Regions from separate parts of the Mus musculus genome. Here regions 1, 2, 3 and 5 are each linked to region 4. A link is a loop called in an ENCODE intact Hi-C map of the cell type or tissue named here. Cell type or tissue: left cerebral cortex. All regions are shown on one strand. Region 1 overlaps Msra (methionine sulfoxide reductase A). Region 2 overlaps Msra (methionine sulfoxide reductase A). Region 3 overlaps Msra (methionine sulfoxide reductase A). Region 4 overlaps Msra (methionine sulfoxide reductase A). Region 5 has its middle 3.1 kb from the start of Mir124a-1hg.

Region 1 (5,000 bases), 87 kb after region 4:
AGGGTAATAAGAGGCGGAGTCTATGTGGATTATAAGGGAGAGCTCCATTCTCAGTGGCCTCCAAGCCTGCTAGGTCCTGTACCGCTACCCTTTCCTGATCTATTGTCCAAGATGTTAAATCACAAAACAAGCCTCTCTCATGCTTCAACACATTCTCTGATTGCCCATTCCCTTTGGAGCCATTTATAAACTCTAAAGTGGCCAATGTGACCTCAGATTAACCCATGACTTTAGATTAACGCCCCCTCTCTGCTCAGGGCATCCCAAATACAGTGACCTTCATTTCTTTATTCTGCTTCTAGACAACAGAAACATTTTCTTGCTCTAGTCTGGCACTACTGCTAAGTCTGCCCACAGCTCTTGACAAGCATGGCTCCTTCTTGTCCTCTTGATTTCTACTGTCTTCCAAGAGGCCTTTCTTGACCTTCCCAAGCTAAAGTAGAACTCCCTGCCCTCATAGCCTGTGTAGCTGTACACCAACAAACCTGACCTTCTCAGCATTTACCCCAAATGTAATGATTGGTATACATCCTGGTTTTCTAACTTGATATAATGAGTGTGTGTTTGTGTGTGTGTGTGTGTGTGTGTGTGTGTCTTATCAGACTGGTTTATAGGGTGTGGTCTAGGTAGTCCAATAATGGCTGTCTCATCCTGGAGACACTGAGATTGTAAGTGTTGAGTTCATGCAGTTGGATGTCACTGCAGTCCCAATCTAGCACTGGAGGCCTAGAGAATTTCTGGATTGCTGCTGGCCTTCAGTCTATACTGAAGTCCTGAAGAAGTGGGTTCTAGTGAAGGCATGCCTCAGCAACAAGACAGATGAACTTGCCAGCGAGAGTAAGGGCAGCAACAAAAATGCAAAAACATGCAGGCTTTCTCAGCTTACACTTAAGGCTGGAAAGTCCCAAGGACTTTCTGTGTATATGTGTGTGTATGTCTATGTATCCATGTGTCCGTGTGTCTGTGTGTGTCTGTGTGTGTGTGTGTGTGTGTGTGTGTGTGTGTGTCCGTGTGTCCGTGTGTCCGTGTGTGTGTGTGTGTGTGTGTGTCCGTGTGTCCGTGTGTGTGTGTATGAAGGTAAACTTATATAGGCCAGAAGTTTTAACAGGTGTCCTGCCCACTCCCTCTGTGAACATCACTCCAGCCGTCTCAGTGCGGCTGCCCCATAGCCTCTTTCCAGGTGCATGGAAGAGCAGCCAGTGTCTCCCCCATGCACACCCCCATGCTGTCTACTGGGAAACATTAATTGCAGGGAGAAATATCCCATTTTCCTCCTGTTTCCCATCAAGTGGGTAATTAGGTGCTGGTGTGTGTATATTTGAACTTGCCAAATTAATATCTGAACTTTATTGTGCTGACCCTTTTAAGTTAGTTTTTTTTTAAATAAGTCACCAGTTTTGAAGGACTATCCTTTTTTTAGATCATGTATAAGAAATCTATCATCTGCAAATAATTAGACAGTGGGAATGATATTGTATTGCTAATGAGCAGATGTGCATGCTTGCAGGGAGGGAACAAACAGCTGCACACACACAAAATGGAAAAGTGGCTCAAACCCAGCATTACAGATTCTGAGAGGGGTTTCATTCTTTAAAGAATTTCAGGGAACAGAGAAAAATGAAACAAAGAATCTGGTATTTTTTTCATTATTAATTCTTCTCTCAAGTGTGCTTCCCCCGCATAGCACCATCATACATGTGCACAGCATCGCTGCTGTTTGCACTCTCGAGTGTCCCTTTCAGAGAATGCTTATATGGAACAGGTTTGCTCGGCCTTTCCTCCAAACTGATTGAAGGACTCAGTGGGTAGCATTCCCATGCTGACCACGGTGCTTGGGAGCGTATGCATGTAAAATCCTATTGGATTCTTAAAGGAACCTGTGAAAGTTAGACCCATTCTGCAGATGGACAGACTGCCCCAGTGAAGCAAGAGGATTTGCCTGGAGCCTACTAGTACATTACCATTATGTGACAAAGATGGAATTTGTTCCCCTGGGCTCAGTTCCAAGCCTTGTGTTCCTCCTCTGGGAAGGCACGTGATTCCATATTGTTAAGTGATGATTTCAGAGAGCAGGAAGCATGACCTGTGGTGACTGGAACCAGCTGCACACTTGCCAGTGTCTGTGAACTCCTGCGGTGTCCGTTACAATTTCATACACGCTGTTAAGGATTAGCGAGAGGAAGATAATTGGGCTTTTGGAAACATTCAGAGGAATCACACACATTTTACATCATCATTTAGAATCTGAAAATTTTTACACTCCAGCAATAAAATATGAAGTCAGAAGAACTACTACACTTCAAACGAGAGTCCTAAATTAGGAAAGGGAGATCAGAGCTGAGATCATTGGTGGGAACTGGAGTTCCTAGACTCTAATAATGTCAGGCTGGGCTGTTCCATTCAGCTCACAAATTAAAAACGATTTAGGATGTTGGATTGAACATTTAGAATGCACTGAGATCATCACATGCAACAGCCGACAGATTGTAAGGAACGACCAGATTAAGAAGAAAGGAAGCAGGAGCAAGACAGGCAGAAGAAGACGGGAGACGCCCATGTTCTGAGAGAATTCTCCAGCACCATAAAATGTGGGTTTGGGGGTCCTTACCAATGGCATCAAAGGTGTGAGCACCTCAGAGCCCTGAACATATGAAGCATTGCATTGTACCTAAAAATGGCCTGCCCTTCCAGTCATACACAGAGCATACCCTAAGCCAGAAAAAAGATTAGTGTGGCTAAAGGGTTTAAAATCATATAGATTAGAATTCTCTTACCACCATTGCATTCTACTGGAAACCAGTAGCAGAAAGTTATCCAGAAAAGTTCTCTTATGTTAAAAAGAAAATTTAATTTCTAACTATCTTAGTATTTTAGTTTGCATGTGAAATTTCCCCACAAGCTCGTATATTTAAACACTTGGCCCCCAGCTGGTGGTGCTGTTTTGGGGTTGTGGGGCCTTTAGGAGGTGAGGGTTATGAGGAGGAAGTGGCCCACTGTGGGGCAGGTCTTGAGGCTTACAGTGGGATCCTGCTTCTCGTCCAGTCTCTGCTCCCTGCTGTCCAGTGAGCTAAGCAAGCAGAATCGAAAGTTCTGCCACTGTGCCTTTCTCCACTTCATGGCACCATATCCCTCAAACCATTAGCCAAAATAAATCCCCTTTAAGTTGCTTCTCACTGTGCTGACAAGAAAAATCACTAGCAAACCTAGTTATTAAGGCTAAATCATGAACAAAATTAGAAAATGCTTTAATTAGGCAATGATTAGGGTACTATATATATATCCAAGTTCACAGGGCATGGCTAAACAGATCGTAAACCCATCTGTGAGAAGACAGAAGGGCATCCATCTCAAGATGCAAGAAAACCAACCACAAAGTAATCTCAAATGGTAGGAAAGAGATCATTAAGAACATAAACCAATGATGTGGAGTTCAAACCACAGCAGAGGAGACATGAAAGCCAAGACTTCCTATATGTATATTCAACTGGTTAACTGTTAGAATAGTTGATCAACAACAACAGAACAAACAAAAGAATAAAACAGGGCCGAGAATCCCAGTATGAAGAATAAAAACATGGAATCTCAATACAAACACTGGACATACTGCCAGACTCAGAGGACACCTGCAGCAATGAACTTGAGACAAAAAGTTACATTGAAAATAAACCCCTTAAAAAATAGGGCCCAACAGAATGAAACAACCCTGGGATCCTTAGAGAAACTGAATCCATACTTGATAAGATCACATGCTTCAATGAGTTTTACCAACATTTACTAGGGAAATAGTTGCCGGCTTGTGGGATGCCTTCCAAGGGCTGAAGAGAACGGAATCTTGATACCCACATCTGAGCACAGGAGAAAGCAAGATCACAGTACAGTCTCACCTAGGAGAATGTTTGCAGAAATCCCCAGTGGGCTGTTAGCCAACTGAGATTGGTGGCATCTTGAGACAGGATCCATGACCAAGTGGATTCCAGAGCACATGGTTCAGCAGTTCAGCATTAACCGAGAAAACCGAACAGGGTGTTTCCTGGACAGATGAAAAGAAAAACACGGCTACTGGTATGCAACACAAGTTAGTATTCATAAATGAGAAAAGCATGGGAAAGAGTCTGTACAAAGACTCACTGGGTGCACATGCGCTACTGAACAGTGCACTACTCAGAAACTGCAGCGTGTTGGAGCAACTACTGTAGTTTTGTTTGTTTTTATGTGTTTTGCTTGTTTATTCATTTCTTACTCCCTCTGTAGCCCAGGGCAACCTGGAACTCATTATCATGTAGCACATGCTGGTGTCAAACTCACAAGTGTTGCCGTTAGCGATGTACACTCTGTTACAGCCTCTAATCTGCCTTGTACTGGCATGGGTAGGGATCCTCCTTCAGACCTAAGTTAAGGAGAGAAGCAAAGGGAATGACTGAGGAATGCTCACTTCTCCCCAGCTCTCTGGGATTTCCTCTTCTTCTAGTGGTCAAGTGACTGAGTTCTGACCAATGGAATATGGCAAAAAGACATCTGCCACTTCCAGTCTTAACTCCTAAAACTCCAGCCTAGCCCCTGAGCTCTAAAAGTGGGAAGCAACTTGAGTAGGGAAGCAACCTACCAAAGAGACATCAGCCTCCACCAAGCTAGGCCCCCTAGGCACTCAGGGGGCAGGAGGGGTTAGCAGCCCTTTTTACTAAATGAACTTTGCATGAGCAAAAGATAAACGATTAGGTTCATCCCTGAGAATTTCAGATAGAGGTTCCTTGAGGGTGAGTGTCGTTAATGAATCTCTAATTGTGTTCACTTAGCCATGGGGCAGCTGGAAGATCCAGTAATGAACGGACTTCGCTTAGACTTCCTCTTAGATTATTTTGTAAATTTAGTATAAACCCCAGTGAAAACCTACAGTCCTGCTGCTGTGCTGTTGCTATTCTTGCTCTCTCCTCCTCCACCCCCTTCTCCTTCAGACTTAAAAAAAAAAAAGATTCCCATGTATTTATAAAAGCAAATGTTTT
Region 2 (5,000 bases), 91 kb before region 4:
GCTCCTGGCCAGCGTCATCATGCTATCTTGACTGAGGCTCACATTCTGTTTCTCTACATTAGTTCATTAATATGTTGTTTGAAGATGGGGTTGAAACAAGGAAGACTGAGTCTATTCTAATGAAACTTTTGTTTTGATTGTAAGATCGGGGCTTAGAGAGATGGGTCAGTGGGTAAAATCACATGCTACACAAGTATAAGGACCTGAGTTTGAATCTCCAGAACTGACATGACCTCCCAAAGCATAGCTTTGGCAGGGCAGAGTGTAAATACTAAATCTTTCATCACTCTAAGATGTTAATTTTCATCCATCAAGAATGATGAGGATGCTGAGTCAAAGGTATCAATTTTAGAGAAAGTTCCCACTGTTTTATTTCTGCTTCTCTATCCTCTTAGGCTGATGGTGATGGGGTGCAGAGCCTCAGATCTTTGGCATACATTGTAGATTTTATGGGTCTACATTCTTGTTCTGGGTGATGGTTCTTTTTTCATTTCTTGGATAGCCTTGGTGGGGATATTCAGTTGTGGAGATATGTCCCTCATTATAGAAAAGACTAAGTAATAAACGCTCTTTGCCAGGTATTCAGCACCCATTAACTGAGTATTAGCCCTGTGCCATGCACAGGAACAGATAGAAGGAGGCAACAACTCTATTTGAAGAGTAGCCCTTACACATAACAGAGGTCATGTCATTCATGAGTTCACTGAGGAAGTACTGTGGGTCTAGCCATGTCTTCACTCAAGGGATTTCTGTGAGGTCCCATGACATCACAATAATGTCCAAATACTTCATCATAGTCTGTGAAATTTTCCACAGCCAAGCTGCAGCCATCTTGATGCCCTCGTTTCCCACTGCTTCCCTGTACCCCAATACATCACCTTAGACATAGTCCTCAATTTGCAATTTTTGACCTGACCTCTATAGTCTATAGCCATACTTAAAGCAGTTTTTGGAGACTCTAAAACAGTGTTTCTCAACCTGTATGTTGTGACCCCTTTGGGGGTCAAACAATCCTTTCACAGGGGTTGCCTAAGGCCATTGGAAAACACAGATATTTACATTATTATTCATAACAGTAGCAAAATTACCATTATGAAGTAGCAATGCAAATCACTTTATGGTTGAGGGTCACCACAACATGAGGTGTTAAAGGGTCACAGCATTAGGAAGATTGAAAACCACTGCTCCAGAGGAAATACCTCTGTTCCTAGGACTTTGGAAACCTCCTCTAAGCATGTGGGATCAGAGGTCACCTTTTAGCGTTTTGGACATCTATATAGACTACAATTCTGCCTCCTTATAGGGCAGAGTTATATCTGCATAAGATCACTTTGGAGAACTGAAGCTATTAGCTCCATGGTGACCCATTATCTGGGGTATTATTTGTGGCATATTCTAATAGTGATATATAATTTGTCCATACAATTCAGATCTTTATAATAAAATATGAACAGGCCTTTGTGGAAAGAAAAGAGTCTTGTTGAACAAGATGACAGGACACAGCAGGGCCTGCCATTTGTGTTTTTGTTGGTCACATTCCGTAGCATCTGGAGGAAGTGACAGAGGTCCTGTTGCATTCATTTTCTGCTGGTGGTGTGGGTTGAATGACTCAAGTGTGGGGTGCCTTTAGATGGAGAAGCAATTAGGGTAAGGCACTGTTTGTGTATTTGATTTTCTGATCAGTATGTGGGTCCCAATGGTGATTCACACTCAACCTTCATCTTGGAGAGAGAACTGTTCAGAGATGTTGTGCCAGACAAAAAAAAAGTCTTGAGTGCTCAATTCTTGGAAAGTTCCAGATGGTCAGTGAAGCTGAGCCTTTCTGCAGAAGAGGCAACGTGGTTGGAAGGATATGCTCCAGAATTATGACTTGGGTAGCATGCTGGGGACAATGAAGTTTTGGATTGTTTTTACACTACTTGAAGCTCCTGGGGCAGGCTGGGATCAGAGAAGTGCATTCAGGGTAAATGACTGCAGTTTAGCACTGCCTACAAAGGTATGGTCAGGGTCAAGAGAAACCAATGGGGGTGGGCAGAGCCTACAGCACTTAGTATCAGTTCTACTACCCTAGGCAAGAAGAGGAACAGGAGAGATCAGTTATAAGAATGGAAGTGTGGCCACAGATGGCAAATTCAGTGTTTCCACATCCTCTAGAGCCTCCAGTATTTCTGGGGATCAGTTTTGGCTGTACTTAATCAATTCTTCTGAAAGTTACTCTCCATTCGGTTTTCTAGACCTGCTCTGTACCCTATTCTGTGCTTGGATGGGCTACATATACCCCAAAGGGCTTTCTGGCTCTCTGGCTCTAGTGTGTTGGCCAATGGGTGACACTGTTAGGAGACTGGACAGCTGAGAGATTGGTTAAAAATGGATTCTTGCAGATTGCCCAGCCTGCGTTTGGCCATGGCAGAATTCCCCTACTGAAGGGCACAATTACTAGAGCCAACTAAGCATGCTATGGGATTCTCATTGTTGAGTTGAGTGCTTGCTCTACTAATTGGAAGAGGCTGATGGATTGGAGATGTGGACTAATACATATCACACAGAGAGATGGAAGCTTTTGTTTGCACTCATCATGCTCAGGATTTTAGAACTCAGTGAAAGCTAGTAACTTAAAAATGCCACTGAGATGGTACGGGTGCCATGAGGCTTTGGCACGGATGCAGCTAGTGATGGTGGGTGGTTCCTAGCTTTTTCTGCAAGGTAGGAGTGAGATGATGGCGTGAGATCCTGAGGCATATAAAGGTTTGAGAAAGAGGAGGTGGAGAGGGGGCTTGTTGGAGCCAGGAGAGGGACTCCATGTAGCACAGATCTGCCTATCTACAATCTATACCTGTCATTGCAGCAGCCCATGGCTGTGGCATCCGCAAGCTGTGTCCTGTAGATTGGGGTGGAAGAAGAGGCAGATGCTCAGAACAGTCCAGGGATCTGGTGAGGGTGGATGTGGTTGCAGCATAAGGGAGTGGAGATTTATTTTGATTTAGTTTGAGGGAACACAGTCCGCCACAGCAGGGAAGATATGGTGGCTTCACGGTGGTGGGAGATTGTAGGTCTGCTTGCCTACACCTCTATGGATCAGGAAGCAGAGACGGGACTGGAATAAGGATGGTTATAAATCTCAAAGCATACACCTTCCCCAGGCCCACTTCCTAAAGGTTCCATGATCTCTCAAAATACCACCACTAGCTGGCATGCCAAATTTTAAAATATAAGTCTGTGGGGACCATTTTACCCCCATAACATATTCTTAAACTACTTGAGGATCAATGAGTTCCAACTCCAACTCTTGGAGTTGTGCCTTTGGCCACTACAGATATGAATCTACCAGAAAAGTGGGATTGTGACTATCACAGAGGAATGACACCATTCTAAAGAGAATACTCTGTGCGTTACCATAGTAATGCTGAAAGAGCTAAGGGTGTTATCCAGCATGCTGCAGGTGTTAACAAACAAGGTATGCAGGCAAGACTCTTACATAAATAAATAAAAAATTAAAGTATCTATCAAGCACACAGGTCCCTCAAGGAGTTGAGACAGCTTCCTGAAGCTGGTAAGGAAAGATGACAAAAGGCAGAAGCCAAAGGGAAAGAGACCAGAGCTCAGTGGAACCTGCAGCCTGCTCTGTCAGAGCAATCCTCTCTGTGGGAGCCACGCAGTAGGGAGCAGGTCCCTGGGAACTTATGGCATAAAGGAAGTACAAAGCTAGATGACTGGCATAAAGGAAGTACAAAGCTAGATGACTTGGGACGTGCACGTGGCTCAGTTGGTGGAGTGCTTGCCTAGTAAGCATGAAGCTCTAGGTTCCATCCCCAGCACTTGATAAACTGGGTGCAGTGGTGCACATCTGTAATCTCAGCCCTTAGGAAGTACAGGCAGAAGAATCAGAAGTTCAGAGTCAATTTCTGCTACATGGAATTTGAGGCCAGGCTGAGGTACATGAGACCCTGTCCCCAAAGAGACAGGCAGGCAAGCAAGTAAACAAGCAAGCAAGCAAGCTAATCTCTGGCCTGTGAAAAAGACAGATTGAATTGTGCTCTGGGTGGAAAGGCAAGCATACCCAGAGAATGGAGTAGGGCCGCAGCAGTGGAAGCATGATGCTGCGGAGAATGGGTGTGTTGGGAATGACTGTGCAAGGCAGCGGCAAATAATGGCCTGTTGGTCCTGGGGCTGCATGGGTAGAGGGGTACATATTTGGTGGTATCTATAACATGAGTGGAAACAAAAGGGATTCGAAGATGTAGAGGAACTTTGTGGACAGGTGAGATGGCCCCAAGTGATGCCAGGATTTGGGGTGGACAGGCAGATCAGGAGACAAGTGGAAGACCATCAGAGCAAGTGTCAACATTTCCAGGGGGAAAGTGGTAAGAGAAGGCAGAGAAGCAAGGGCATATGGTGGTATGGGCTGCAAAGGGCTTATGTCTAGGGAGAGGGGAAAGATGGCTTTTCCTGGGCCATTCAGAGAATCTTTTTCAGCAAATCCCAGCTTGAGCTTTTTGTTGGGTGTGGTGCTGCCACGTTCTGGCCACTTGCCTGCTCTAGGTAGGAATTCTGTAGAAGAGCTAAATGGCTGTGGTGCTGTAATTGGATCTGAGACTCTCTCCCTGCTGCTCTGATTCTAGTTTGATATTAAATAGGCTATCTTCCATGAGACATCAGTCGGTAAATAGAACAGGAGGTATGGCTAAATAGTTAAAATTATTTTCATCATTGTGATTGTGATCTGCCTTGCCATTTCTAACCAGATAGCCACTTATCTTCCTTGAAATTTTGCAAGAAATCTATTATTCAAGAATGCAGGCATGATTTTGGGGGTGGTTGAGTTAAACATTTTTTTTTTATGGATTAGATATGAAATTCAGTAAAAATAATTGAATTAAATTGAGTGACATGAATAATTCATGACATGTAATTTCACATCAGTTCTGATGTAAGAGTAAAGCGATCAGTTTGTGTGCTGGAAAAATGTATTTTATTATTTAGAAAGGTAGTGAACATTTGCT
Region 3 (5,000 bases), 62 kb before region 4:
AAAGACACCCCTCCCTCCCAGTTCCCTAGCAACCATTAACTTCCAGGAGTTCTTCAGCTAGGGCTGGGACCTCATAAGCTCCTCCCTCATCTTCCTTGGAATGTTGATGTGCTCAGCCTTGGGCAGGCAGTCACAGCTGCAGTGAGCTCAAGAGTGCAGTGGCCCTGTCAGCTCCAGAAGCCAGCTACACAGCACTCCTCCTCACCCTCTGGCTCTTGCCATGCTGTTAAGTACCCACCTTCTCTGTGAACAGAGCTCTGGCTTCCTAACCACTGGGGTGGTGGTCAGGGCTTCTCTTGGGAAATAAATGCTGAACATTTGTAACAGGAACACCCGATCTCCTTGCTTTCTGCTACTTGAAAATGCCAATGAGCCGAGACAGGAATTGAGTCTTTAAAATTGCTCTTTATTCAGAGAGCCTGCAATCTGGGAAAGCAGATTAACATATTTAAACTCTGCCTTGCATCTCATTTCCAGCTAGCAGATTAAACAGGAGGTGGTGTGCTGGTGGGTTTTTGTCAACTTGACACAACATTGACATATATGGGAAGAAGGAACCTCAACTGAGAAAATGCCTTCATAAGACTGGCCTGCAGGCAAGTAGTTTCCAAATTGATAATTGAGGTAGGAGGCTCCCCATTCACAGTGGGTGGTGCCACCCTGGGCAGGTGGTTCAGGATGGCATAAGGAAGTAGACTGAGCAGCCTTGAGGAGCAAGCTAGTAAGCAGTTTTCCTCCACTGCCTTTGCTTCAGTTCCTGCCTCCAGGTTCCTGCCCTGGCTTTCCTCAGAGATGGAGTCTGGCCCAAGCGTCATAGCTGAAGTAAATCCTCCCTTTCCCAAGCTGCATTTGGTCATGGTGTTTTATAACAGTATGAAATACAGATAAAATAGATAGAAACCCTAACTAAGACAGGAGGGGGCCAAGCCAGTCCCTTATTCTGGGGCTCAGGCTTGCCCCCAGACACCTGCTCAGGTGTCAGCCATGTTTCTGAAACTTGGGGTGTTTGAGCCTCTCTTGTTGCCATCCCTGGCACCCTTCCCTCATCCTGTATGTGTTGGGGTTTACACACTTCTTGAAACAGAGGCAACCTTGTACTGCTCCGGAGGCATCTGGATTGGGAGCACATTAACTCAGAAGAAACAAACCACCAACTCTGTGTGTGTGTATGTGTTAATACACTATATCTTGTATGTGCTGACTCCTTTTCACAATACAGAGAACACGTTTGTCCTTATACTATGTGCCCTGTCACATTTATGTATAGAATGTACGAACAGTAGGGCAGCTGGGAGAACTCTCAGGGGCGGCCTGACTGATGTTTGGAGCACACTGCCTCAGGGTGTGTCACACTGGTTTCGTTCCTGTTTGTATGGGAAGAGGTGCCCTGCCTTCTTCAGCAGTGCTGTGGTCAGCACCAGCCCATCACAGGTTACAGGCAAACGGCCTTAGTTTTAAGTCTTAACAATTCGATGGTCCAGCCTGTGTTCCTCCTCACAGGACTATTGTGAGATCAAAATGAGATGACCTTTGGCACTCTACATCACTTAAAGCTAGCAATGTTCCCTTTATTAAACTGGCTTTTCCTATCAAAGATATTTATGCAAGACAACTATAAGATAGGTTTTTGGGGGCCTGGCAAGATAGGTTAGTGGGTAAAGGTGCATTGTTGCCAAGCCTAATGACCTGAGTTTGGCCTCGGACCCACATGGTACGGGAGAATTGACTTCCTTAAGTCATCTTCTGACAGCCTCATGTGCATACACACAGACACACACGCACAGGTGCACATGAGCACATAAAATAAATGTAAAAAAAAAGAAGTTTTTTTTTTTTAACATTTTTATAGATGTTGGGAAAATATTTTAAAATGAATTCTAGAACAAGACCAAAGAAACCAGATATTTCCTTTACCTTCTAGACACTCAGATGATCTTACTGATCTCCAGGACTAATGACTTTTTCACACAAATTAAAAAAACAGTTGTTAAGTTCCTCCATCCAAGTCTTTCTTTCAGTAACTCACTTTGTATTCTGGCCATTTCTCCCCCTACCCATTTGTCAAGCTGAGAATTTAGTTCTGTGGCCTCATTTGTTTTATTTTGATCTTGTGGATGGAGTGAGGCCTGATTATCTGTGGGGGCAGTAGGGGGAGAGCAGGTCACCCCTCTTCTGACCCAGGGAGTTCAAGTGATGAGGTAGGTGCCAGGGGAGATGTAGTCAGAGAGCAGGGCTATGAAGGACAACTTCAAGAGCAGCCCTGGGTTCTCTCAGTGTGTGTGTGTGTGTGTGTGATGACGGCACCACTCAGGACAGGAAGACTGCTGGGAGCCACCTGCTGGCTCTTGCTGTCTCCTTTGCGGGATGCTGGAATCGGGAGACTGTAATGGGGTCTCAGGGTTTGGTTCAGAACTATAATTTTGGAAGACAGAAGTTTAAAATTAAATCCTTAGTGCTAATGGTTATTTCTTTGAGGCCAGGAGCTTCTCTCAGTCGTGGGTGCAGGATAAAACACTGAGTAATCTGCCAACTCTACCTGAGATTTACAGTGGATGGTTTCTACTGCATTCAGTCGCACCCAGTCTTAGTTAGGCTTTCTATTGCTGTGATGACACACCATGACCAAAAAACAAGTTGGGGAGGAAAGGGTATATTTGGCTTACACTTTCATCTTTCAGTCTATCAAGAAGGAAATCAGGATAGGAACTCAAACAGGACAGGAACCTGGAGGCAGGGGCTGATACAGAGGCAATGGAAGGGTGCTGCTTACTGGCTTGCTCTTCATGGCTTGCTCAACCTGCTTTATTATAGCACCCAGGACCACCAGCCCAAGGGTGGTACCACCCACAATGGGCTGGGCCCTCACCCATTAATCATCTTAATCATTAACTAAGAGATGCCCTCCAGGCTTGCCTGAAGCCTGATCTTATGGAGGCATTTTCTGTATTGAGGGTCCCTCCTCTCTGATGACTTTAACTTGTTCTAAGTTGACATAAAACTGTCCAGTACACACCCTGATGGGAACTGTTAGTCTCCCTAGGCTGTGATTCCTTTATAAGGTTGGGAACTCAGGAACAAATTAATATAACATTTTGTTTAGGGGCTGGTAAGATGGCTGAGTAGGTAAGGTGGCTTCTGAGCAAGCATGAGGATCCAGAATGGATCCTCAACACCCCTATAAAAACCGCATGGTGGCACACTCCTGCAACCCTAAGGCTGGATGCAATGAGAAGGCACAGGAGGATTCTGGGAGTTTGCTAGCCAACCTGCCTCATATGGTGAGTTCTAGGATCAGTGAGAGACCCTGTCTCAAAATCAAGGTTGGAAGTAGAAAGGCACCTGATGGGATCTTTGGCACACCACACATATGTGTGTGCACACACAGGCATACATACCAAAAAAAAAAAAAAAATCTATCAAGTACTATGGGAATTCTGAGCATAGACAGAGGATGCAGGAACACGCTCTGAGCTGTCTGCAAAAGGGGATGGCAGCTATGATGCAGCTCTTAGGATGTTCATTGTCCTCAGAGCTTTCTAGCTCCTTCAAATCAGAGGAAGTGAATGAGACAGAGATGTCACTAATTAGGTCTGTGAAGTCTGTGGGCCAGCACCACAGCACAGAGCAAGACCAAAGCAACCTGAGAGAGAACATTCATTTGTCCTATTTGTATAAATGTGTGTATTCCCTGATAATTACCATAGCCATTGTTTACTATTGCTACTCTATATTAATTATCTATTCAATGATAATTAAATACATAACTTGAAGCATCTTCCCCAAACAAATTACCTTTTATCAATTGAAACAAACCAATTAAAAAATTCAAAATGCAACCATGTAATCAACAGCTTAATACATGATAATTATGACCAAAATTTCAATTAATGTGTTAATATATGACCTCAACTCTCCAGATACAAACAATAATAATAATAAAAGCAGGCTCACATAGCAATTATGGCCTGGTTTGATTGACAGATATCCGTGAGTTTGTTTTTCTGTCTGGCTTGGTAATTTGACTTCTATCAAAAGAACCGGCTTTTGTTCTCACCCTTGTTCTGAAGCCAGTGCATAAGATGTGCACAAGGTTTAAACATGCAATGTTCTTATTTTATTCTCCTGAGAATCTTTCCTTGTCCTTCTGTGTCCCTGTCTGGTCCTCTTCCAGATGTCCCTTGGGCCTGAGGCAGGCAGGCAATATCACTGATTACTTACAATGCAGATAGCGACAGTGTGGCACAAACAGTGTGGCTGAGGATGTGAGATCCTGCCAGATGGTTCAAGTCAGGTTGAAAAAAACAGGAAATATTTTATATGACCTTGTCATGACTGGTGCTAGAGTTTGATGGAGCCCATACTATTCTCTAGTATATATGTGGAAGTCTGTGTGTGTGTGTGTGTGTGTGTGTGTGTGTGTATGTACGTGTGTGTGTTTGGAGCAGAGTGTGAGAATGATATGTCAGGGTGATAAATCCTAATAAACTCTTTGCTTCAGCTGGGAGCCATAAGAAAGGAGGCAGGGACTGGAGGAATCTTGTCAAGGAGTGTCAAGGAAGGCTTGGAGGGAACTTAACTGGTTGGAAGGATGTAGTAGAAAAACATTGGAATGGAGAATGTTCTTATGTGCTTAGGTTGGGTCAGGACACCAGTTTGGCCAGAATTCAGGATGGGCATAGACTCCTAATGATAGTTATGCCAAAAAAGGAATGTCTCAGTCTTGTGTTTCATTCTCTATATGAGAGCTGATGCGATGGCCGTGTCTTGGTACGTATGTTAAGGACATAGGACTGTAAACCTTCCATTATCAATGCTCCATCAGCTGATCTTTACTTCCCTAATTCTTGATGGCCAATTTGCTCTGAGATGAGATTTTCTTCAAAACAGACCTGAGGGTGCATATAAAACCATCCTTGGTTTTAATTAGCCTTCCCCTTTCCTCAGAAGCTCAGCCCACTTCATTAGACTGATAATAGGCTTTGTGTGTGTATACAATGAGC
Region 4 (5,000 bases):
TGTCCCCAGAAGCTCAGCTGGTGGCACTGTGGGGAGAGGGGGAAGAGTGAAAGGAAGTTAAGTCATTGGGAGTGTGCCCTTGAAGCCACTATTGGGATCTTAGCCTGTCCTCCCCCATATCTGCTTACCAGCCACCATGAGATCATCAACTTTGCTGTACTATGGCCACCATGCCATGATCCTCTGCCTTACCACAGGTTTCAGATGATGAGCTGAACCATCATGGACTCAACCCATGAGCACTAACTTTTTTCTCAGGCATCTTTGACAGAGTGATGACTAATATCTTGTTGGGAGTGACAAGTGACACAGGTCTGTCTCAGCAGGCTGCTGTCCCCTGCAACGTAGTAGGAACTAACATTCACTGACCTCAGAGTTGAAAACATCAGGGCATGTGACTCTGTGCTGAGATTCCTTTTCTTTTCCATTCCTTATTGGTTTTCAGAGGTTTGCTACAACCCTACCAGAGTCTGACCTAGGGCAATACACCGCCCTCTCCATGCTTTAGCTTTCTGTTGAATGGATCTGGGGCCTCTCTAGGTCTGGGCCCTTTGTTCTACCTCCTCTCTACTCAAGACCTCAGACTCACCTGTCACCGGGAGCCTGGGAAGTGCACTGCAATTGGCCAACTGGCTGATAGGTGTGGTGTGAAAAAAAAAATGACTCCAAGTGTGGTAGCCATGCCTAGGATCCTGGCACTTGCATCAGGGTCAGAGGCAGCAGGGCTGCTATACATCTGAGTGCTCATTTGAAAAAAACAAACCACTGAACAAACAAAAGGAGACAGACCGCTTGCAGAATTCAAGTTCACAATATCTAAAGGGCAAAATTATACAGAACCCAAAATAGCATATGCCTGACATCTAAAAATTCTGTCTTTAGAAGTGCAGCTTGGCTCTCTCTGCTGCTTAAATGAAGTTCCCAATTTGGCTAAGTGTATGCAGTCATTGCACAATGGGGGTTCCAGAGCTTTCTGCTCCTTTCCTGTCACTTGTCCACCTGTCTATGGGAGAGGAGAGAACGGTTGGCGTGGGGAGGGCTCCTGTCATCTGGGTCACCTATAGCTACACGGAAAAGGCCAGATTGAGACAGCGCTTGACTTTCACCCTGCCAGCATTCAAGGGGCTGGTGGGCTAGCTAGGCAGTTGGCTCAGAGAGGTCATGTGACTTACTCAGGGTGGCCGGGCCTTTGGAGCAGGGTTTGAGCCAGAGACTACTTGGTTTGGAACTGACATCCTTTTTCTGATGTCACCTTTCTCTGCACTGCTTGAAGGAGCCTCACTAGGGCCCGATAGATTTAAAAAATGCCTTTCAGCCGGATCCACATACAAAAGCATGATTTCCAGCCAAGCCAATTTAGTAAATTGATTTGTAAACTCCTGTGTGTTCCCAGAGTGCTCTGAAGGACCCTTGAGATGCAGCTTTTGCTGGGAAAATGCAAAGACTCCTCCAGCTCTCCCCTACCCCCCTTCGATTTTAGTAGCAAATAATGCAGACAGCACTGGCTACATCTGCCTGCCTGTCAGTTACCCAGAGCAACAGTGGTACTTTTTACCTGTCCAAACTCCTCCTTCAGCCTTGGAGGTCTCAATACATTATGCCAAAACAGTGTCACCAACTGTAACTTCATCAAGTGACTGAAGAGTCCAATGTGCTGAGCGGAATGCCTGCATGGCAGCTTTATGGTTTGATCCAGTCTGCTGGTGACTGCGGAGCTGCAGTTAGCATTTAGATCGGCTTTGAGGGATCGAGGCCACACCGGTGTGAGAAAATACAGAGGTGTGTTGTGCCCAGCAATCAGAGACGGCTCCTTAAACGAAGTCCCTGGCATTCAGTCTCAGCAAGTTATTTTAAACTCAAGCTATTTTTTATTCTGCTTTTTGTTGTCTGTCAGTAACTATCTTTTCCCCAGGTCTTCTCCCGCTCCCTTCGTGGACTGGGCTGATGTTATGGGGAGGCCACAGCCTCAGGTCCCTGTTGCCCCTCAGGCTTGCTGCTAATGCTCACTCACAGGTTAGAGGCAGCTGACACTCTGCAAAAGTGAAAGCGAACATTTCGCAGTTACGCAATGCCTTTGTCTGTGCTGTCTGAGAGCGCCCTGTGGCCACCCTCCCTCTAATCTGCACAGTGTCCTGTGAAGTGGGCAGAGAAACAGAAGCATCTGGAGATGAAAGACTCAGCCAAGCTCCGAGCCTACTTTCTCCCTTCTGAGAACAACTTTGGCCAGATCTCCATGCCTGTCTCAGGAAGGTTTTTCTCCGCTCCCAATATCTTAATGAAAGTGACAGCTGGTGGCTGTGGGCCACTCTGTTCAGCAGAGCATTAGGCTATAGCCCCCAGGTCAGGGGAGTGTTGTCAGCTCAGAACAGCTACTCCTACTCTGGAAAATTCTCCACAGGCAAGAGGATCTATCAGAGGAAAAAAAAAAAAAGCTTACTAATGGAGAAGGCTGTGTGGTAAAGGAAGGACAAGAGATGCTGGTCATAACTAGAGTTGAAAGAGGAGTTATTTGACACTTTAGGGCTAGAGAGATGACTAGTGTTAAGAGCACAGTCCTCTTGCAGAGACCTGAGTTTGGTTCCCAGCACTCACGTTGGGTAGTTCACAAGCACTTGTAATTGCAGCCCAGGGAGATCTGATGCCCCCTGCTGGCTTCCTCATGTGCCTGCACTCATGCACACAGAGACTCACAAACAGGCACATATCCATACCCAGAATTTTTTTAAAGAACCTTTAAGATTTTAAAGTACAGTCTTTGAGCATCTATTTGCCACCCAAACCGTTACTTCCAAATCTGAAAGCTTGTCCTTGACAACAATGTCTAACTGCACATTGGTGTACACATGTAATGGCATGTAATATAGGGGCGTGAGATAGGAGGGTCACAAGTCCTATGCCAACCTGGGCTGTATAGTGAGAGAATGAGACTCTCATCTCAATTAAACTTTCCTTTTAAAGAAAAGGACTAGAACTTTAATGTTGATTGTTAGAAAGGGACAGCAGCTGCTGTCCCCTATTGTCTCTTAGGTTTCTAATGGCCTCATGGTAGATTTTTTGAGACAACCAGCTTCTGAGAGACCTATGATCTGTGTCAGGTTGTCTTGGGGGCCCTTCAACAAGGAGAACACATGCCAGTGTATCCTAAGACATCAGGGGACACGCTGATACCCTTGCCACCTGCTGACCTTGCCACCAGGGCCAGACCTCTGCAGGCCTTTCCCAAAGTAATATACAGAAAAACTGGTCACAGACGCATGGGGACCAGCAGCTGTCAGAGGCCTGATAATGTGCTCCACTCCTGGGGACACCTTTGTCACTTTGGAAGAATGAGTTCAGTGTCTCTATGAGGAACCCATCACGAGAACAGCACTCCCCTCCCCACCTGGAATTGTGACTTTTTTTTTCTTTAAACAGTCCTGGTTATTTGTTGGCCAGCTGAGAAAACAGACTTAGAAACAGCAGGCAATATGTCAGGCTTCAAAGGAAAATGTATTGGTGTCTCGCTGGCTTGCAGCCAACATTATGTTGGTAAATAATCAAATCCCGGTGCGGCGGGTTTCTCCCTGAACCTTGACTGAAAACTATTGAAGCTGGGTCTGGGAGGAGAAGAGTGGCAGCCACGCATTCCAGGGGAAAGGCTGAGGAGAATGACTGGGAATGCTTGTAATTAAGCAGGCCTTCTATGCCCACAAGACTGATGGGACAGCAAGCTAAGAACTGGAGCGAGCTTCCAAGATGAGGAAGCACTGGGTAATTAGATAGCACCTCTCCCTAGCTCAGTGGTCCTCACCCTTCCTAATGCTGTGACCCTTTAATACAGTTCCTCATGGTGTGGTGACCTCCAACCATAACACTATTTCATTGCTATTTCATAACTATAGTTTTGCTGTTATAAGCTGTAACGTGAATATTTGATTTGTAGGATATCTGATACATAACCCCTGTGGAAGAGTCATTTGACTCTTTCCCCTTAAGGGGATCATGACCCATAGGTTAAGAACTACTGCCCCAAGTCCTTTGAAGCACCTTCCAGGGCAGTCTTTAGTTATTGTAGACTTTTGTTTTTTGTTTTTGTTGTTTTCTTAAGACAGGATCTCATATATCCCAGATTGGCTTTGAAGTCACTAAGTGGCTAGGAGTCAAGGATGACCTTGAACTCATGATCCCCCTACCTCCAGCTTCTTAGTGCTAGGCTTCTAGGCATGCACCTCTGCGTTCCCGTTATGCAGGACTGAAGATGGAGCCCAGGGCTTCCTGCTTGCTAGGCAGAAACTCTTCCACCCACATCCCTAGCTTTGGAGATATAGTTTAAGGTAAGTTTGTTTTTTGCATCTTTTTCTCTTGTTGCTGATCTTGACTTCCATTTTATTCCTAGATGCAGACAGGCCTGATGACAGAGGGATGGGGCGTGCAGGCCTCTGAACATGGGCCTGTGGTGTGACTGAGGAAGGGTAGCCATGTTGTTTTGAGAGACCTAGGGTGCTGCTAGATGAGGTTCCTGCCCCTTTTATATACAGTGTATTGGATGAAGAGGGGGGACAAGGACAGCATGGAGCTTGTCTGTAGTGGAAAGAAGAGACATGATTCTTGAAAGCATTTCCATCTCTTTCCACTGTAATTCAATGTTGTCATCTATACAGTTCATGTATAAGAACCACACAGTCAAGTTGAAAAAAAAAATCTGTGTAATTTTTAGAATTTTGGGATGGGCTGTCGTTATAGCTACCATAGACCTATGGGCTGTTGGTGCCACATCCTGGTAGGGTGTGGTAAGTGGAGTCCAGGTGGGAATTGTGTATACTTGAAGGGTGCTCCTGGCAGGAATAAGATGTCATTTACCACAGCAACACTTTATTGGTTTAGGCATCACTTTTATACCAACTTTAGTCATTTCGGCGTGTAGAAGACCCAAGGGTACCAGGTGGTGGCACACATTTAATCCCAGCACCAGGCAAACAGAGGCAGGTGGATCTCTGTGAGTTCAAGGCCAGGCTGGTCTA
Region 5 (5,000 bases), 280 kb before region 4:
GCCAGGCTGGTGAGGATGGAGCTGGGTGCTGCTGCGGTTGTGGTTGCTGTCACTGCGGAGAGCGCGAGGCTGCGGGGCGGTGCGGCGACCCGAGCGCCAGTGCAGCCTCCTCCTCACCCCTCCCTAGGCTGGCGTCTGGGCAGGACAGTGCTGGGGGTGGGAAGACGAATGGCGGAAGGTGGGGGGATGGAGGACCATAGTCTCTTGTCGCCCCCACCAACGCCCCCCCCCCCGCAGTCAAGGTGAAAGTGAAGGAGAGCGGGCGCGCGTGCTCGCGCCTCTAGTTGCGTGCGCGCGCTCCTCCCCTGCCCGCGCCCTCCCGCCCGCCCTCGCCCGCCGGGGCCAGATGGACGTCCGAGATTACAGAGGCACAAAAGTGCGTCTACACGTCCAGCCACCCGTCCTGCGGACGTGGAGAGCCACTTCGGGGAGGCGCCTTTTGTTGTACTTGTGTGGCTGTGTAACTGTTTTTCTTTTCCAAGAGCAGAGTTAGCTGTGGCTTAAAGAAGGACCAAGAATGAATGTCCCCCATAAGAGCGAACCAAAAAGACCTTCCCCCACTCGAGCCCCCGCGCCTGCGATGAGAAATCTGTCTTCCCAAAGGGCTATTGCGGCAGCCGCGAGGCAGCCCCGACCTGCTCACGCAGGCCCATCTGCTTTCCCTACGCCTGCTTTTCTTTGATGACTTAAAAGAAACAAATAAACAAACAAACAAAAAAAACTGAACTGTTTCTTGGGCTATGTTGAATTCAAGACATCTAGACAGGGGAGAACAAACTCGGAAAGCTAAAAGCAGTCTTAAATGTTGTGGCTGTCAATGGCCAGTGCAGAGGGTGGTGGCCGCGGCGCCCACCTAGCCCTGATGGACCTCCGGGGATGCCCCCTGGATGGAAGGCCATTTCTGTTTCTGTCAATTGTTAGGTAAGGACCCCAACAGAAGAACGGCTGTAACAAAACCTCCCCCATGTGCTGTTTTTTGCTTCAACACTGTGTGGCTAGAAGCTTAGGAAATAAGCTGTTTTTGTAAATTTCTAGAATTGAGAATCTTAGGAGGGGTGGGTAAGAACTAGAAAACATCCTTGTGACGGATTTTAATTAAAAAAATGTAACTAGTTGGCAAAGGCCCCTCGCTAGGCAATCTTTCTGGGAGCACTGACCACTTTCATAATAGTCCCCACTAAATCGCTGGTCTCTCTCTGCGGTGACTTGGTCTTACTTACCACCATTTTGATCAAGGTTTTTAGCTTTAGGACTATTCTAATGTTCTGTCTATAAAGCATTCCTCGGCAGACAGTTTCGAACCCCTGCACCAGGAAAGGGTGGGGCTGTGACTTGAGGTCTAGTCGGTTTTGACTGAAGAGCAATGGGACATGGAGGATACTTTCCTGTGCTAGACTGTCAGATAGGCCTAGGGTTTTGTTTAGCTTAAGAACGTTTTTAATGCAATTCTCCTGCGCCGTTGCGGCATTGCGGGACGCTGGCTCTCTCGTCTTGCTGCGTGGGGCGCGCGCGCCGGGGTGGGGGTGGAGTGGGGGAGCGGAGACCTGGTTTTGTAACAGGCTCCGCAGGCCCGAGTGGGAACGCCTTAAATGATGAGCCCAGGGTTAAAAAAGAAAAAGAGAAAGGGAGTGGGGGGTAGATACGGCAGCTGATGCTGAATTAATAGTTAGAGCATACCCCTGGGACTTTCTCCAACCAGGGGGTCAGGAGTCCTTGCCCCTCCCCCAGCCACAGATTTCATATCTGTTTTTAACCAGTCTGAGCGGACGGATGCTGGGCCATTTGTAATGGCTTCTTAAAACCTAAACCCTTGGGCTTAAGGGCTGTCTATGCGCCTGATCAAACTCACCCCAAGTACTAACACGTTAAGAAATTACATTGTAAAACCTCCCCAAATCGGATTGACTGGGCTGTTTGGGGCCCATATGGCTGGACAGCTGGACAGCTCCGCTGAAAAGACACCATTGCCCCACGGATGGGATAAAGCAGGGCTTCCCCAGAGAGCTCAGACATGACCTAAGTATTAGCGTAGCCTGGGGTAAAGACTGAGTTAAATCTCTCTCCCTTCTTGAGGTTAAAATAAAGACAACAGAAATCAAAAGGGGAGTACTTTTGAATTCATTGTGAATGGCGTGCCTCCTGCTGGTCCCACCATAGGAAGGAGAAGGAAGGAAGACTGAGAGGTGCCCTTCAGCTGAGCACATGCATGCGAGTGGGTAAACGGGAGGGGCAGGAGATTGGAAAGAAATATATTATTTGCCAAGCCGTGACATGTGTCAGTGACATTTGTGGTTCCCTGTTCAGAGAAGTAGGGTTCTGACCTCTCTCAGCTGATGCTCCAGTGTTAACCATGAACAGTGTCTGAGTGCAATCTCCACAGTGAGAAGAAAGATGGAAGCCGGGCACACACACACACACACACACACACACACACACACACACACACACGCAGAGAGAGAGAGAGAGAGAGAGAGAGAGAGAGAGAGAAGAGAGAGCCCATTATGAAATGCAGCCGGTTTAATTTTTAATATGATGGCGGAGCCTCTAGCACATTCTTCCCTTGTTGTTAGCATTCAGGAGGAGTCATTTATCCTGTGGCAGAAAATTTTTAAATGGCTTTAAAAAAATGTCCTGAAATAGAATATTCTATCGTCACCTTCTAGTTTTGGAATACAAAACTCTATCCTTAGTGAAATATTCAGACAAATAAGCTAAGTTTGTTCTTACTTATCTACCTGTATTTCTGATACCAGTTTTCTTCAGGCCTTTCCAGTAATGTTGAAGGAGGGAGGGAGGAGAGGAAGAGAGAGAGAGAGAGAGAGAGAGAGAGAGAGAGAGAGAGAGAGAGAGAGAGAGAGAGAGAGAGAATCAAGGTTTATAAAATCATCATTCAAAGTCATCCAACTCTATTTTGGAAGATCGTTTCTACAGTGAGCCTCCCTCGTTTGCAAGGTTTATATCAATTTCAGCAGATTCAGAAGTGTGTGCTTTCTGTGAACGTCAGTTCACATCTTTGGAAATAACTGCAGATACTTCTGCAGTTACCTTGTCTTTCCAAAAACAAAACACAGCAGAAAACAGATTTGGAGGTGGCATTTGGACTGCTAATGATAGAACCTGGGAGCTGCCTGACTCTTCCTGATGCACATGAAAGAAAAAAATCAAGGCCCAGAGAGATGGAAAAAATCCCTTCTAGAACCGCGAGGCTGATTCCTAGTAAAGGACAAAACCTGGGTCATTTTTGTTGTTATTGTTGTCGCATATTTTCTTCTATATCATATTTGTACTTTCATATTTTTCTTATGATTTTTTTTTGCCAAATAAAGGAAGTAAGTAGCTTAGGGTAACATTAGTCTAAAGCAATGTATGCTATTTTTCAAGGTTACTGGCAAAGAAGACTGTGCAGGTTTTCCAACATATAGAAATGATAAAATTCTGAGGACCTGGAGTTACTAATTACTCTGAATTAATAGTTGCCCATTGTGAATGTATGTTGAATTACCACAGGCTATCCTATGACTAGGCACAGTGACCATTAAAATAAGCAAACAAAAACATTTACGGAAAGCTAAAAGAAGTAGCCTGCTCTGTTTGTCTTGTTTGGTTCGTTTTGCTTAGAGTGAATTTTGAGATGCTCCTACGTACATTTCTCTAGTTTGATCTGTATTTCGGGACATGTTTAGAAAAAAAATACACAGAGCCAGCTTGTGTGTGTTGAGGGGAGAGAGCTTGGGGACAGTTCAGGGACTTTGACCCAGTGCACTAAGTCTATAACGTGTTCAGGAAGTAATCACATTAAAGCTGGCATAAGCATTTCTGAGGAAGGACCCACAAAGCGTGAGCTCCCACAGTCAGCACCCTTCCATACTCATTTTGAGTGAAGAATGAGGAAGGCCCTTGAAGAGGGTCTTTGGTGCAAGTTTCCTTTATCAGATGGCAGTCACTAGTCAATTTATTTTGCTTCTGTTTTATCTGACAAATTATTCATAGTGTACAACCCCCCTAATCTTTAAAGAAAGCCAAAAGGAAAGCAAACCACGGCTTGCTGGAGGACACCCAGCCCCCCATTTTCTTTTGCAACATGGGGAGATGATTTGCAAAGTCCTTGTCCTCACCTGGGTTGTAGGAGCCTGTTCCAGCCAGTAGGCTGGAAGATAGCATCTCTCTTTTAAAGATCTGTCTGGCAAATCCTGCTCAGGTCTTAAAAAGCAGAACAAGGAAAGCTTAAAGTCTACGTGTGTTTAAATGTAATTCATCTGATGGCACAGCCTTCTTTATTTTTGATGACTCTGTGGGTCAGGTAATGGTCCCTTCAGCAGGTGAGAGTATCTCTATTCCCCTTGGAACGTTCCAGTCCAGTGTAACTGGGCCTCCTGTGCCTTCTAAGCAGATTGACTGGAGCCTACTGCAGATTTAAAAGCCATCCCATCTTCCCATCGCTCTATGCTGACCTAGATTGCAGGATGAAGGCTAATGATTCATTTGCAATGCTTATGGTGGGCAGCTACTGCAGGCTTCCCCTCCCCCTCGCTCCCAAAGAAACCCTGTTCTCCTTATCATCTGATAGTACCACAAATAAATATTTTTGTTCAATTGCTACATAGGGCATGAGATTATTTCCTAATGAATTATATGCCTCGGGAGAGGAACCATAGCTCACTAGTGCTTCGGGCAATTTTTAGCATGTGTCAGATTGTGTTTGCATTGGAGAATTTTTTTTAAGGTAATCTCTTGTTTTTCTTTTCGTCTTTGTGCAGAGTTATAACATTCAACATACTTTAGGTCTAGAAGACCCTTGCTTGTGTTTAAGAGTCTAACAGGAACATGAAACTGTTTATATGCGCAGAAGGGGACAGAGGGGTGGGGGAATCTCATGATCATATTCATGTGCCAGATATTGTTTTAATAGGAACCGGACAAGGCCTTCACCGAATTTCATTTAGAGGCAGCCACCATGCACAATAAATTATAAAATCAGTGCATTAGCCCTGAAAAAAAAA

Evidence for each region. A loop is a pair of places that touch in the nucleus more often than their neighbours do. Peaks named below come from ENCODE experiments on the same cell type or tissue, not always from the same donor. Only the 100,000 strongest peaks of a DNase experiment are listed, where the experiment ranks them.
Region 1: it touches region 4 in a loop (2.4-fold over the local background); 2 of 42 quality-filtered maps call a loop at or near these places.
Region 2: a loop joins it to region 4, with 7 times the contacts of the local background. A loop is called at or near these places in 4 of 42 quality-filtered maps.
Region 3: it touches region 4 in a loop (2.4-fold over the local background); 2 of 42 quality-filtered maps call a loop at or near these places.
Region 5: it touches region 4 in a loop (2.7-fold over the local background); 2 of 42 quality-filtered maps call a loop at or near these places.

Annotation. Positions count from the first base shown.
Region 1 is chr14:64,220,125-64,225,124 of GRCm38, reverse strand. All of the region lies in intron 4 of Msra (methionine sulfoxide reductase A), which reads left to right. It overlaps Gm52132 (a long non-coding RNA gene), which reads right to left. Exons shown (of 3, transcript XR_003951180.1): 1 at 3,885-5,000; 2 at 1,962-2,159. Among named protein-coding and RNA genes, the nearest start is that of Gm52132, 6.7 kb to the right of the region's middle. In left cerebral cortex, a CTCF peak has its summit at 2,933; DNase peaks (open chromatin) are centred at 2,098, 4,463 and 4,968; H3K27ac peaks cover 4,624 bases.
Region 2 is chr14:64,397,983-64,402,982 of GRCm38, reverse strand. The region is part of intron 1 of Msra (methionine sulfoxide reductase A); the gene reads left to right. Among named protein-coding and RNA genes, the nearest start is that of Gm52130, 6.1 kb to the left of the region's middle. In left cerebral cortex, no CTCF peak of the experiment used is centred here; DNase peaks (open chromatin) are centred at 1,755, 2,736 and 4,497; H3K27ac peaks cover 5,000 bases.
Region 3 is chr14:64,368,748-64,373,747 of GRCm38, reverse strand. The region is part of intron 1 of Msra (methionine sulfoxide reductase A); the gene reads left to right. Among named protein-coding and RNA genes, the nearest start is that of Gm52130, 35 kb to the left of the region's middle. In left cerebral cortex, no CTCF peak of the experiment used is centred here; DNase peaks (open chromatin) are centred at 520 and 2,531; H3K27ac peaks cover 4,889 bases.
Region 4 is chr14:64,307,152-64,312,151 of GRCm38, reverse strand. The region is part of intron 2 of Msra (methionine sulfoxide reductase A); the gene reads left to right. It overlaps Gm52131 (a long non-coding RNA gene), which reads left to right. Exons shown (of 2, transcript XR_003951179.1): 1 at 1-3,750; 2 at 4,230-5,000. Among named protein-coding and RNA genes, the nearest start is that of Gm52131, 4.0 kb to the left of the region's middle. In left cerebral cortex, CTCF peaks have their summits at 2,656 (motif pointing left) and 4,773; DNase peaks (open chromatin) are centred at 947 and 2,111; H3K27ac peaks cover 5,000 bases.
Region 5 is chr14:64,582,468-64,587,467 of GRCm38, reverse strand. No RefSeq gene overlaps it. Among named protein-coding and RNA genes, the nearest start is that of Mir124a-1hg, 3.1 kb to the left of the region's middle. In left cerebral cortex, a CTCF peak has its summit at 4,134; DNase peaks (open chromatin) are centred at 1,475, 2,132, 3,040, 4,348 and 3 more places; H3K4me3 peaks cover 978 bases; H3K27ac peaks cover 4,759 bases.